Regions from separate parts of the Homo sapiens genome. Here region 2 is linked to region 1. The links are chromatin contacts, found by Hi-C or POLR2A ChIA-PET in ENCODE. All regions are on one chromosome and are shown on one strand. The core of a region is the stretch at or near the end of the contact, and the rest is flanking DNA. Distances in the headings are between cores, read along the strand shown. Region 1 has its middle 48 kb from the start of FOXN3-AS1. Region 2 has its middle 66 kb from the start of FOXN3-AS2.

The links. A loop is a pair of places that touch in the nucleus more often than their neighbours do. ChIA-PET counts read pairs that join two places held with the same protein, here RNA polymerase II (POLR2A). Pooled maps may share reads with other maps.
Region 2: a loop to region 1 is called in a map of natural killer cell, with 4 times the contacts of the local background. The contact joins two enhancer-like sites. A Hi-C loop is called at or near these places in 2 of 168 maps with a recorded cell type or tissue (B cell and natural killer cell) and 5 of 50 pooled maps. POLR2A ChIA-PET finds 5 or more read pairs at or near these places in 7 of 52 experiments (CD8-positive, alpha-beta T cell, H1, HEK293T and 4 more).

What each region holds. Positions count from the first base shown.
Region 1 is chr14:89,462,733-89,468,862 of GRCh38, forward strand. It overlaps a transcript of FOXN3 not described here. Among named protein-coding and RNA genes, the nearest start is that of FOXN3-AS1, 48 kb to the left of the region's middle. RefSeq lists enhancers at 287-786, 3,153-4,072, 4,073-4,992. Within about 2 kb of position 3,884, at least 5 of the 41 ENCODE cell types and tissues checked have a DNase peak (open chromatin) inside an H3K27ac peak, as active enhancers do; they include B cell, CD8-positive, alpha-beta T cell and natural killer cell, where a contact is called at or near this core.
Region 2 is chr14:89,507,545-89,513,674 of GRCh38, forward strand. It overlaps a transcript of FOXN3 not described here. Among named protein-coding and RNA genes, the nearest start is that of FOXN3-AS2, 66 kb to the right of the region's middle. Within about 2 kb of position 3,032, at least 9 of the 41 ENCODE cell types and tissues checked have a DNase peak (open chromatin) inside an H3K27ac peak, as active enhancers do; they include B cell, CD8-positive, alpha-beta T cell and natural killer cell, where a contact is called at or near this core.

The DNA of each region.
Region 1 (6,130 bases), core at 2,634-5,133:
TGAGTGCAGTGGCACGATCTCGGCTCACTGCAACCTCTGCCTCCTGGGTTCAAGCGATTCTCTCACTTCAGCCTCCTGAGTAGCTGGGACTACAGGCGCCCGCCACCACGCCCAGCTAATTTTTTGCATTTTTAGTAGAGACGGGGTTTCACCATGTTAGCCAGGATGGTCTCGATCTCCTGATCTCATGATCCACCCATCTTGGCCTCCCAAAGTGCTGGGATTACAGGTGTGAGCCATCGCACCCAGCCCTCTCTTCCTCTTCTTAAAAAGCCACCAGACCGGCCAGGCGCAGTGGCTGTAATCCCAGCACTTTGGGAGGCCAAGGAGGGCGGATCACGAGGTCAGGAGATTGAGAAGATCTGGCTAACACGGTGAAACCCCGTCTCTACTAAAAATACAAAAAATTAGCCGGGCGTGGTGGCAGGCGCCTGTAGTCCCAGCTACTCAGGAGGCTGTGGCAGGAGAATGGCATGAACCCGGGAGGCAGAGCCTGCAGTGAGCGGACTCCAGCCTGGGCGACAGAGCAAGGCTCTGTCTCAAAAAAAAAAGCCACCAGATCCACTCCCATGAGAACACATTGACCCATTAATGCATTCATGACAGCAGACCCCTCGTGGTCCAATCAGCTCTTAAAGGACCCAGCTTTCAATGTTACCTCATTGGGGATTAAGTCTCCAATACATGAAATTTGGAGGACACTTTCAAACCACAGCAATAAGTTTAAAAGTAAAGATTCACAAGACTGCATGCAGGTTAAGCAATTTTGAAGTATTCCATTCTTACCCATGGCAGGTCTTCCTAGCCAAGTACACTGGGTTCCAATTATCCCCACAGCATTTGGTTCTTCTAGAGCAGAGAGAGTGTATTTTTGAAAAGCCTCCATTCCACAAAAGCATCTGGCTCCTGAGACCTCTTCAGTACAGCCTCAGCCACTGGAGCCTGGGACATGACATCATTGCTTCAGGGCCATAAGTTACTAGGGCTCCCCCAAAAGTTTGGCTGTGGAGACTGGGGAATCAGAGATATGCAGGGGTAGTGGTCTCTCTCTCTTTTTTTTTTTTTTTTTGAGATGGAGTTGTGCTCTTGTCACTCAGACTGGAGTGCAGTGACGCAATCTCAGCTCACTGCAACCTCTGCCTCCCAGGTTCAAGTGATTCTCCTGCCTTAGCCTCCCAGGTAGCTGGGATTACAGGCACATGCCACCACACCCAGTGAATTTTGAATTTTTAGTAGAGGTGGGGTTTCACCATGTTGGCCAGGCTGGTCTTGAACTCCTGACCTCAGGTGATCCACATGCCTCGACCCCCCAAAGTGCTGGGATTACAGGCATGAGCCACCGCGCCCGGCCTGGTAGTGGTCTCTTAGCCCACTGTTCCCTGCCAAGGTAGTGCAGACAGAGTGGATCCCAGTCTCCTCCAGATTTCTCAGCTGAGTAGAGATGTGGCACAAAGGAATAAGGAAGCGTCACGTATAGGAGGGGCCATGAGATTCCTCTACCTTCTTTCTGTTTCCCAGACCTGCCCCATTTCCTAGACCTGGGAGTCCCTAAGCTAACTTGGAGTTTAGAGGCAGCTCAAGTGCCTACTCTACTTGGAGATAGCCTTCCCCTGATTCATGGCCAAGAGCACTCATCCTCTATAGCTCCTTGAAAAGCAATCCTGGTGTCATAGACACATGACCATGGTATCAAGCTATCTTTTCAGCAACAGCAGGAAAACTTCCGAGTGGTTCCCCTTTCCAAGAAACCTTTGCTGAGAAAGCTTCCTTAACTTTGTTTATAAAATGGGCTCTATCCTTTTGCTTAACTTTTCAGTAATATCTGTGATATGGTTTGGCTGTGTCCCCACCCAAATCTCATCTTGAATTGCAGTTCTCATAATCCCCATGTGTCACGGGAGGGACCAAGTTGGAGGTAATTGAATCATGGGGGCAGTTACCCCCATGCTGCTTTTCTGTTTTTGTTTTGTTTTGTTTTGTTTTTGAGACGGAGTCTTGCTCTGTCGCCAAGCTGGGGTACAATGGCACGATCTCAGCTCACTGCAACCTCCACCTCCGGGGCTCAAGCGATTCTCCTGCCTCAGCCTCTCGAATAGCTGGGATTACAGCTGCCCACCACCACGCCCGGCTAATTTTTGTACTTTTGGTAGAGATTGAGTTTCACCATGTTGGCCAAGCTGGTCTCGAACACCTGACCTCGTGATACGCCCACCTTGGCCACCCAAAGTGCTGGGTCTGCAGGCGTGAGCCACCGCACCTGACTTCCATGCTGCTTTTCTCGTGACAGTGAGTGAGTTCTCCAGAGATCTGATGGTTTTATAAGGGCCTTTTTGCTCAGGACTTCTCCTTGCAGCCGCCACGTGAAGAAGGATGTGTTTGCTTCCCCTTCTGCCATGATTGTAAGTTTCCTGAGGCCTCCCCAGCCATGCAGAACTGTGAGTCAATTAAACCTCTTTCCTTTATAAATCACCCAGTCTCTGGCATGTCTTTGTTTTTTTTTGTTTTGTTTTGTTTTGAAGACAGAGTCTTGCTCTGTTGCCAGGCTGGAGTGCAGTCGCACGATCTTGGCTCACTGCAACCTCCGCCTCCCAGGTTCAAGCGATTCTCCTGCCTCAGCCTCCCAAGTAGCTGGGACTACAGGCACCCGCCACCACTCCCAGCTAATTTTTGTATTTTTAGTAGAGACGGGTTTTCAACACATTGGGTAGGATGGTCTCAATCTCTTGACCTCGTGATCCACCCTCCTCCCAAAGTGCTGGGATTACAGGCGTGAGCCACCGCGCCTAGCTTGAGTATGTCTTTATTAGCAGCATGAGAACGGACTAATACAATCCAGAAGAACTTTTCAAGGGGGTCCCACAAGGTTATGTTTTGTACCACTGTCTGCACTCAAAAGAGACTCCCTGAAACTCACAGGGTTCAGAGTTGCAAAGAATGTGAGGTGTGATCTAATACCTCCAACTTGAGCTATTTATCATTTCAGGTACTGAGAGGCTATGTTACATCCTCTCCAATTGATGAAGATTTGTTCTTAATCATTGACTGAGGGAGAAGACACTTGGAATTTTCCATTTAAATCTCAACTCAAGAGCTTTCTAGATGCAGTAAGCTAGGACATCACTCTGGATTGTATTGTAAAATTAATTCAAACATTGTTTCCAGTTTTTAGGTTTACATAAAACAGTGTCCTTTAAGACAGGCTGATTATTTGAACAGAATATCAGGGTCATTCCCATCTCCATCTCATTAGCTTTATTCACTTATGCACATGCACACACAAAGTATCTACCAGCTGCCCCCCACATAAGTCACAGTGTGATCGTCACTGAGCAGGTGGGTAGGGAGGAGTCAGCCAGCAAACACAGGGCTGCCCCTCCAGGAACTTCCTGGTATTCCAGCCTCCAGCAACGACTGAATGCCTCTAGTCTGCAGCTTCCACTTCATTTTCTTCCTTTTCATCTCTTTTCCATTAGTATCTGTGCCTTCCGAAATTACAACTTGGTCGTCTAAGGCATTCAAGTTGATCCGCTTAAGGCAAACTGAGATGTGAGTAACCAATACATCCAGACCTCCCGGGGGCCGCCATTTTGCTGACAAGTATGACTTTGCCACAAACTAAAATGAAGCTCCACTTATTTCTCCTCTTTTGCATCCTCTTCCAATTGACGGCAAATGCAGGGAATATGTTTTTCGTGCCAGTTGCTTTCTAAGGCCTCTTGACTGCTCAGATAACTGTTTTGCCCAAGAGCACTAACCCTGTCCATGTTGGAAACGTGCTTGGAGTCCTAATTCAGGGCCCATTCTAGGCATTTGGATTTGAGAGATGAATCAAGACCTTGCCCACCAGGAGCCCACAGCCTAGTGAAGCACACCACCCGCAGCAGCAGTTACAACACAGGAAGTGCTGCAAGGGAGGTGTGAACAGACTCTCACCAGGGACCACAGGCTACAAGGCCTCCCTAACTAAAGCCACCCCTCTAGCACGGCACAGAGAATTACATGGGACTTGGGGCAGCTGGCCAAGGACCTGTACCACTCCCTTTGGGTTTTACATTTCTCTCGAGGGTTTTCTCATTTCAATTACTGTTCCAGTCACCACACTGATCCCCTCAGGCCTACGGCAAGGTGGGGGCACACTGCTTTCATTACTGAAAAAGTAAGGCAGAAGAAAGGGAGAACATCTGAATCTTCATCTATGGAATGGGGAGGAAAAACAGTAGCTACAGTGTCTGCACATAAAGACGTGATCACAGCGCCTGACACAAAAGCAGCGTTAGCTTTCGTTGCTGGGACCTACCACTGTTGGGCGATGGTAATAATCATGAACTCAGATCCAATCCAGGACGGAGCCTGCTGGAGCCTGCCCGGGACTCCCAAGCACAGGCAGCTGCACATCACACCCCCTTCTCACGGTGGCTCTCCACCCAGACTCAGACACAGCTCTCTGCTAGGGAAGAAAGTGAGGGCTGGCCCGGCAGGACAAGCCCACATCCAGCAGAGACTGGTGTGATCCCACAGCTTCGCCTGTTCCCGGGGTGCGTGTCGCCATCCACCACCTGCTGTAACTCTGAGATCCTTGTGGGCAGGAAACATGGCTTCATTACACGTTGTAGAAAAGGGGCTGGGAACATGGGAAATTTCTAATCTGGAAGGGGCTCTTGGAGAGAGTTATGTCCAGCTGTTTCACTTTAAAATACAATTACTGATGACATATTTTTTAAATGCCGAAAAATTAAAAGAAAATTTAAATGGTCCACCTAATCCCCGACATAAACGGATTAGCCAAATGTAAATTTTTTTTAAGTGATAAACATGCCCTTTAAAAAAAAAAAGGCAAAACAGCACAGGAAGGAAGAAAATTAAAGCTAAAACATTTTGTTCCCTCTTGCTTTTTTTTTTTTTAAACATATGGGGTCTCACTGTGTTGCCCAGCTGCAGTCTCAAACTCCTGGGCTCAAGCTCCAGCAGTCCTCCCTCCTTAGCTTCCCAAATAGCTGAGACTATAGGTAAGTGCCACCAAGCCCACCAAGCTCCCAGCTAATTCTTCTTCTTCCTTTTCTTTTCTTTCTTTGTTTTTTTTTTTTTTTTTTTTTTTTGGGTAGAGATTAGGTCTCACTATGTTATTCAGGAGGGTCTCAAACTCCTGGCCTCAATCCTTCCTCCCACCTCAGCCTCCCAAAGTGCTGAGATTACAGGCATGAGCTAGCACTCCTGGCATTTTCCTCCTGCCCTGAGCCCCCAGTCCTTCCTACTTTTTTCTTGTGGATCCTGCCAAAAATAATAATTAAAATATGAGCATATATATGCATGCACATATATACATGCATCTACATAATTTGATTATTTTTTTTTTTATAAATAGGATCCCACTTTCCTGAAACTTGCTTTTTGTACTTCAGGCAATAAGCAAAGTTCTGAAGCCAAAATACTTGGTTTACAGGCTGGGCCCAGTGACTCACTTCTGTAATCTCAGCACTTTGGGAGGCTGGGGCGGGCGGATCACCTGACGTCAAGAGTTCAAGACCAGCCTGGCCAACGTGGTGAAACCCCGTCTCTACTGAAAATACAAAAATTAGCCAGGCATGGTGGGAGGCACCTGTAGTCCCAGCTACTTGGGAGGCTGAGACAGAAGAATTGCTTGAACCAGGGAGGTGGAGGCTGCAGTGAGCCGAGATCAAGCCACTGCACAACATCCTGGGTGACAGAGGAAGGCTGTGTCTCAAAACACACACACACACACACATACACACACACACACTTGGTTTGTACTCCACACTCCCATGCCAATTTCTAACTACAGTATGATCTTGAGCAGATTATATAACTTGACTGTGCCTCAGCTTTTTGATCTGAATGATGGGGATAGATGAGTTAACACACGTAAACTTCTTAGAATGCAGACAGCACTCAAATATGTATTGCTATTATTTACTCCTGTTATATCTTCGTACCCCCTCCCTATCCTCCTATTTAAATGCTGCCCAGTGTGCCAGGACGTATCATTTGGGCTTTGAACCAGTCCCCTGGTGGTGAATATCGAGGTTGTATCCAGTTTGGCTGTTGCTGTTACAAACAATATTAAGACATCCTTATTCACCAGTTGTTAATACTGTAGTGAGAAAATCCACCA
Region 2 (6,130 bases), core at 1,782-4,281, 44 kb after region 1:
AGAAATCCAAAATATATTCTGAAAGAGATCAACCCTAACTTTATTTAGGTCATGCTGCTGCCATACACAAACAATGAGAAGTGTGTGACTAATTCAGAAACAGCAAGGAAAGGTCAATGCCCAGTTTATTTCTTAACCCACAGTAATCTGTGAGTAATATGAAGAGGCATTTGCCACTACCTGCTCATCAATGCTGCAGTCTAAATGAACAGAAGGAGGGAGACAATTTCACACTCATTAAAAAAAGAAAAAAAAAAGGCACACTAGTATGTAGTGACGTAAGCCTGGAAATGACACATTTAAGGACAGCTCTCAAAAGCATTTAGATAATGAAGCCTCAATAACTTGTGAAGTAGAAATGATTGTAACTGTTTTATCAATAAGCAGCTTGATGTTCACGCATGGAAAGTCATTCACCCAGAGTCCCTCAGGAGTTAACAATAGTTAAGCCAAATAGTTAGACCTGAAAACTCCAGGCTCGGGACCCAGGCCACAGGGCTGTGTGTTTTGTTTTGGGAGGGTGGGCCGACTATATGATGCCCAATCCTAGCATAAACCAGTCAATACAATACAACATCTGTGCTTGTCATGAAAACAGGCATTTCCATCTACCCTTGAAGGCAACCAGCCTTCCGCATCTGGAACCACTGGGTGCATAAGGGACCTGGCAATAAATGATGGGAATTTGGCCTATAGGTGAATCACCAGGCTTGTGGCTCAGCTCAAAGCATACGCCCTGCTGAACGGAGGAGTGGCATTATGTGCACACAGAGAAGGCAGCACCGTTCCCTGTCACAATATAGACTTTGTAATACTCTACTATGAGGAAAGAACATCTTCTCTGAGCACACTGAAGAAAGACAGCCTAGAAATTCCACAGAGCCAGAGTATCAGCTCCCAGAGGCACCTTCCCAGTCTACACCACCCCAGAGAGAGATTGGTCTGATGGATGGGGAAAGCGGTGTTGAAAGTGGCACTCGCTCAGAAAAGCCGAAGAGCTTGGGCAGAGCAGAGAATGTCAGCATCATTCTCATCTCCTTGCAGGTGAAACTACAAGAAAACTGAGGCCAGCAGGCAATGAAGTAGACATGTTTTGAGCAGCCCCCAGGGCTTCTGATGCCCAAAGTCACAGATGACTCCAGACCATTGCTTCTCCAATGTTCGTGGGCCATGGATCACCTGCAGGCCCTGTGAGATGCAGGTTTCGATCCAGCAGGTGTGTGGTAGGGCTGAGATTCTGCATTTTTAACAAGCACTCAGGAGATGCCAGTGCTGCTGGCCCTGGGACCATGCACTGAGGAACAGGATCTGGAACAGCACCACTGTGCCCTTATGATTTTAGGCCTTTCCTGCCTTCCACATGACAGGCTTTGCATGTGGCAAAGAATAAAACAATCGCTATGGATTGGCCCTGTGGAGGGATGTCATATCACCTCCCTGGACACCCTCCCACCAGTTTTACATCACCTGCTATCTACCCCCAGCCTCCGCTCTACCCCCACTGATACTGCTCTGAGCTCATCTCCTACTTCCCTCCCTCTCACTCTGTTCCACCCACCCTGACCTCCCTGATAGTCTTGGAGTGGACCAGGTCCCTATCAGTACCTCCACACTGGCTGAGCATCGACCTGCCTTTCCCTCCCCTCCATCAGTGAAGGAATCTGCCCTGCCCTCTGGGTCAAAGTTATAGCACCCATGCTTGCATCTCCTGGACCTTGTTCCCTGCTTCATCTTTATCCATAGCACTTACCACTATTTGCAAATTATATACAGTTTTTTTTGTTGTTGTTTGTTTGTTTGTTTGTTTTAAGATGGAGTCTTGTTCTATTGCCCAGGCTGGAGTGCAGTGGCATGATCTCAGTTCACTGCAACCTCCACCTCCTGGGTTCAAGCAATTCTCCTGACTCAGCCTCCCAAGTAGGTGGGATTACAGGTGCCCACCACCACGCCTGGCTTATTTTTATATTTTTTGTAGAAACAGGATTTCGCCATGTTGGCCAGGTTGGTCTTGAACTCCTGACCACAGGTGATCTGCCCGCCTCGGCCTCCCAAAGTGCTGGGATTACAGGCATGATCCACCACGCCCAGCATTGTCCATCTCCCCACTAGGATGCCAGCCCCAAGAGGGCAAGGATCTGGTCTGTCTCATTCACTGCTGTATCCCAGTACAGGACACATAATGGGCACTGAAATATTTGCTGAATGAAGAAAGAGTTTAACTTTTAATGAAAACTGTAAAGTGCCAACCATCAATCTCAAGGACACCAATGAATTGTTTGCTTACATCTGCTATAAATAGTTTTAATCTGAATAAATGACTTCTTCGAGATTTCAAAATGACCCATTGTGGCAGATTGCAGGAGATAGTTTTATCCTGTCATGCAAGTATGGACATCATGGAGAAGGGCATGTTTCCCATGAAGAAGGGCATGTTCCCCATGTTTCCCAGCTCTCATTCACCAGTCAGCTTAATGGAATTCCCCCTTCCTCCCCATAGAACCCACATGGATGAGAGGCGGATAGATATCAGCAGGCAGACCTCCTCCTGGGAGAGGCCTCTCACCATGGGGGAAGATTAGAGAAAAGCAGGAGGCAGGAAGGAGAATTCCTCCATGATGCACATGAAAACCCTGAGGCTCAGGGAAGTTGAGTGACTTGCTCAAGGTCTCACTGCCAGTGAGACTGGGACTGGAACCCACGCATGCCTCCTAACTGCCGATATTCTGTATACATTGCTTCTCTTAACAAGTAGAATCTGCGACTGGTTTGAGAACAGCTTCAGTTCCAAAACTCATAAGAGGGATTCTGAATAAATCTTATGACAGCCACAGAACCAGAGAAAGTCAGATCTGCCAGGGAGCCAGCCCTGCATATGCACTGAGGGCAGCCACAGCTAAGCAGAGAGGGGTGTGTGTCCATTGCAGCTCCAGGACCCAAGCTGCCCTCTAACCTGACTGTGCATCTCCCCAGCACACAGCTCCGATCACACATGAGACCAGTGTGGAGAGGGGGTGGGTAGCTCCACCTCGACTCTCAGAGGAACCACAAGCACAGTCACACTCAGAGCGACAGGAAGTTGTCAGAGTTCAGAGACTGTAGACTGAAAAGAGTACCCAGACTAGGCACGGTGGCTCACACCGTAATCCCGGCACTTTGGGAGGCCGAGGCCAGCAGATCACTTGAGGTCAAGAGTTCAAGACCACCCTGGCCAACATGGTGAAACACCGGCCCTACTAAAAATACAAAAATTAGCCAAGCGTGGTGGTGTGCGCCTGTAAATCCCAGCTACTTTAGTGGCTGAGGCATGAGAATCACTTGAACCCGGGAGGCGGAAGTTGCAGTGAGCTGAGATCACACCACTGCACTCCAGCCTGGGTGACAGAGTGAGACTCCATCTCAAAGAAAAGAAAACAGTAACCAAATTCATCACCCCCTGCCTTTTCCCAAAGGCTTCTTCTCCTGTTCCATTACAAAAGTGCATGCCTGACCAATGCAGGCGTTCATGAGTGTCCAGAAGGTTCCCCAACTCATATTCCAATCATCCCAGCGGTAAAGCATCTCAAAAGACCTGCTTGGTGTCTTTCTTTCTTTCTTTCTTTTCTTTCTTTCTTTCTTTCTTTCTTTCTTTCTTTCTTTCTTTCTTTCTTTTCTTTCTTTCTTTTCTTTCTTTCTTTCTTTCTTTCTTTTCTTTCCTTTTCTTTCTTTTCTTTCTTTCTTTCTTTCTTTCTTTCTTTCTTTCTTTCTTTCTTTCTTTCTTTCTTTCTTTTTTGAGACAGTCTCTCTCTGCTGCTTAGGCTGCAGTGCAATGGTATAATCATGGCTCACTGCAGCCTCAACCTCTGGGCTCAAGCAAACCTCCCACCTAAGCCCCCTGAGTAGCTAGGACTACAGGCGTGCACTACTACACTCAGCTAACTTTAAAAATTTTTTTGTAGAGATAGGGTTTCACTGTGTTGCCCAGGCTGGTCTCATGGGCTCCAGCCACTGCATCCAGCCGACCTGCCTGGTTTATAACTCACATTTTAACTCACATTTACTCCAAGACCAACTTGCCCTGAAGCCTTGAGGTTACCCCCTACAGGACTGCACCTGAATTAACCTGTGCTCAGTGGTCTTTGCAGTCCTGATATGAAGAGTATTGTATTAGTCCATTCTCACACTGCTAAAAGGACATACCCGAGACTGGGTAATTTATAAAGAAAAGAAGTTTAATTGACTCACGGTTCTGCAGGGCTGGGGAGGCCTCAGGAAACTTACAATCATGGTTGAAGGTGAAGCAAACACGTCCTTCTTCACATAATGGCAGGAACAAGAAGAATAAGTGCCCAGCAAAGGAGGAAGCCTCTTATAAAACCATCAGATCTCATGAGCACTCACTATCACAAGAACAGGATGGGGAAAACTGCCCCTGATTCACTTACCTCCACCTAGTCCCTCTCATGATGCATGGGGATTAAGGGAACTACAATTCAAGATGAGATTTGGGTGGGGACGTGGCCAAACCATAAGTACAGACCCTTAGAGGCAAAAAGGACAGTTTGCTGCTTTCTCAGAGGGCACACCGCTGTTCTCAGCTCTTTCCCTACAACAAACGACCTTCTCTGTGACCCTCCAGAGCAGGACATGAAGCCATAGTGAGGGGCAGTATGACCAGCAGCTTGGGAACTGAAGGGGAAGAGACTTTTTCTCTAGGTTCTATGGCTGGGACCTGTGAATTGAACTGATAAAAGATTAACAGTAGAAAACGCATACGAATAATTATTTGATGTTAACATTTTTACACGGCATAGGGTAGGGAGAGGGGCTTTATAGAAAGACGTGAAAACCACAAGGAAGCGGTTAAATATACCATTTTAACAAAGAGAAGTAAATTGTGGAGATTGGACAAGACAAAGGAAAAGAGGGTTTGGGCTAGGGGCAGAAAATTGTGGGAAAGTGACTAGGAAATATATGAGGGAAACCCACGGAAGATAAGAGTTATTCTAGTAAGGTTTGTTTGTACAGACTCATCTCAGCATCTGCTCCCTAACTCCAATGATAAGAATGTTCTCCTCTTCCCGGTACGGGGAGGCCATCTTTCTCATGGAGAATTTATGCCTTGCTTTTAGGTAAAAAGGGGCAGGACAGAGAGCCCTACCGCACAACTGCTGTTTCTCAACTGCCTTCAGCTCAAAATAATCAATGTGTCAAAGAGACATATTTTGGGGTGGAATGTTCTGATCCCCATTGGAACTGTGAAGCAAGTACTGTCAGGTGGTGTGGGGGCAGACTTTCACATGTCAAGAGTGATGAGTGAAATATAAGAAAGAAACTAGGCTGGGTGTGGTGGCTCATGCCTGTAATCCCAGCACTATGGGAGGCCGAGGTGGGTGGATCACGAGGTCAGGAGTTCAAGACCAGCCTGGCCAAGATGGTGAAACCCCTGTCTCTGCTAAAAATACAAACATTAGCCGGACGCAGTGGCAGGTGCCTGTAATCCCAGCTACTTGGGAGGCTGAGGCAGGAGAATTGCTTGAACTCGGGGGTCAGAGGTTGCAGTGAGCCGAGATCGCGCCACTGCACTCCAGCACTCCAACCTCGGCAACAGAGTGAGATTCCATCTCAGGAAAAAAAAAAAAAAAAAAAGAAAAAGAAAGAAAGAAACTAGGTAGTCACAGCTTTCCCAAACCACTTCCCAAATGTGATTTCCACAGTCCCATCCTGTTTCTTTTCTTCCCTCTTTCTTTTTTTTTATTTTTCATGACAGGGTCTCACTCTGTGGCCCAGGCTGGAGTGCAGTGGCCCAATCATAGCTCTCAGCCTCCTGAGCAGCTGGGACTACAGGTGTACACTACCATGCCCAGCCAATTTTTTTGTTTTGTTTTGTTTTGTTTTTAGTAGAGACAAAGTCTCACTATGTTGCCCAGGCTGGTCTCGAACTCCTGAGTTCAAGCCATCCTCCTGCCTCAACTTCCCATAGTGCTGGGATTACAGACATGAGATGAGCCACTGCACCCAGCCCATTGTGTTTCCAATACTACCATTTTTTGAGTTTGTTTGTATTTTTATTTTTATTTATTTATTTTTTGAGACGGAATTTCACTCTTGTTGCCCAGGCTGGAGTGCAATGGCACGATCTCGGCTCACCACA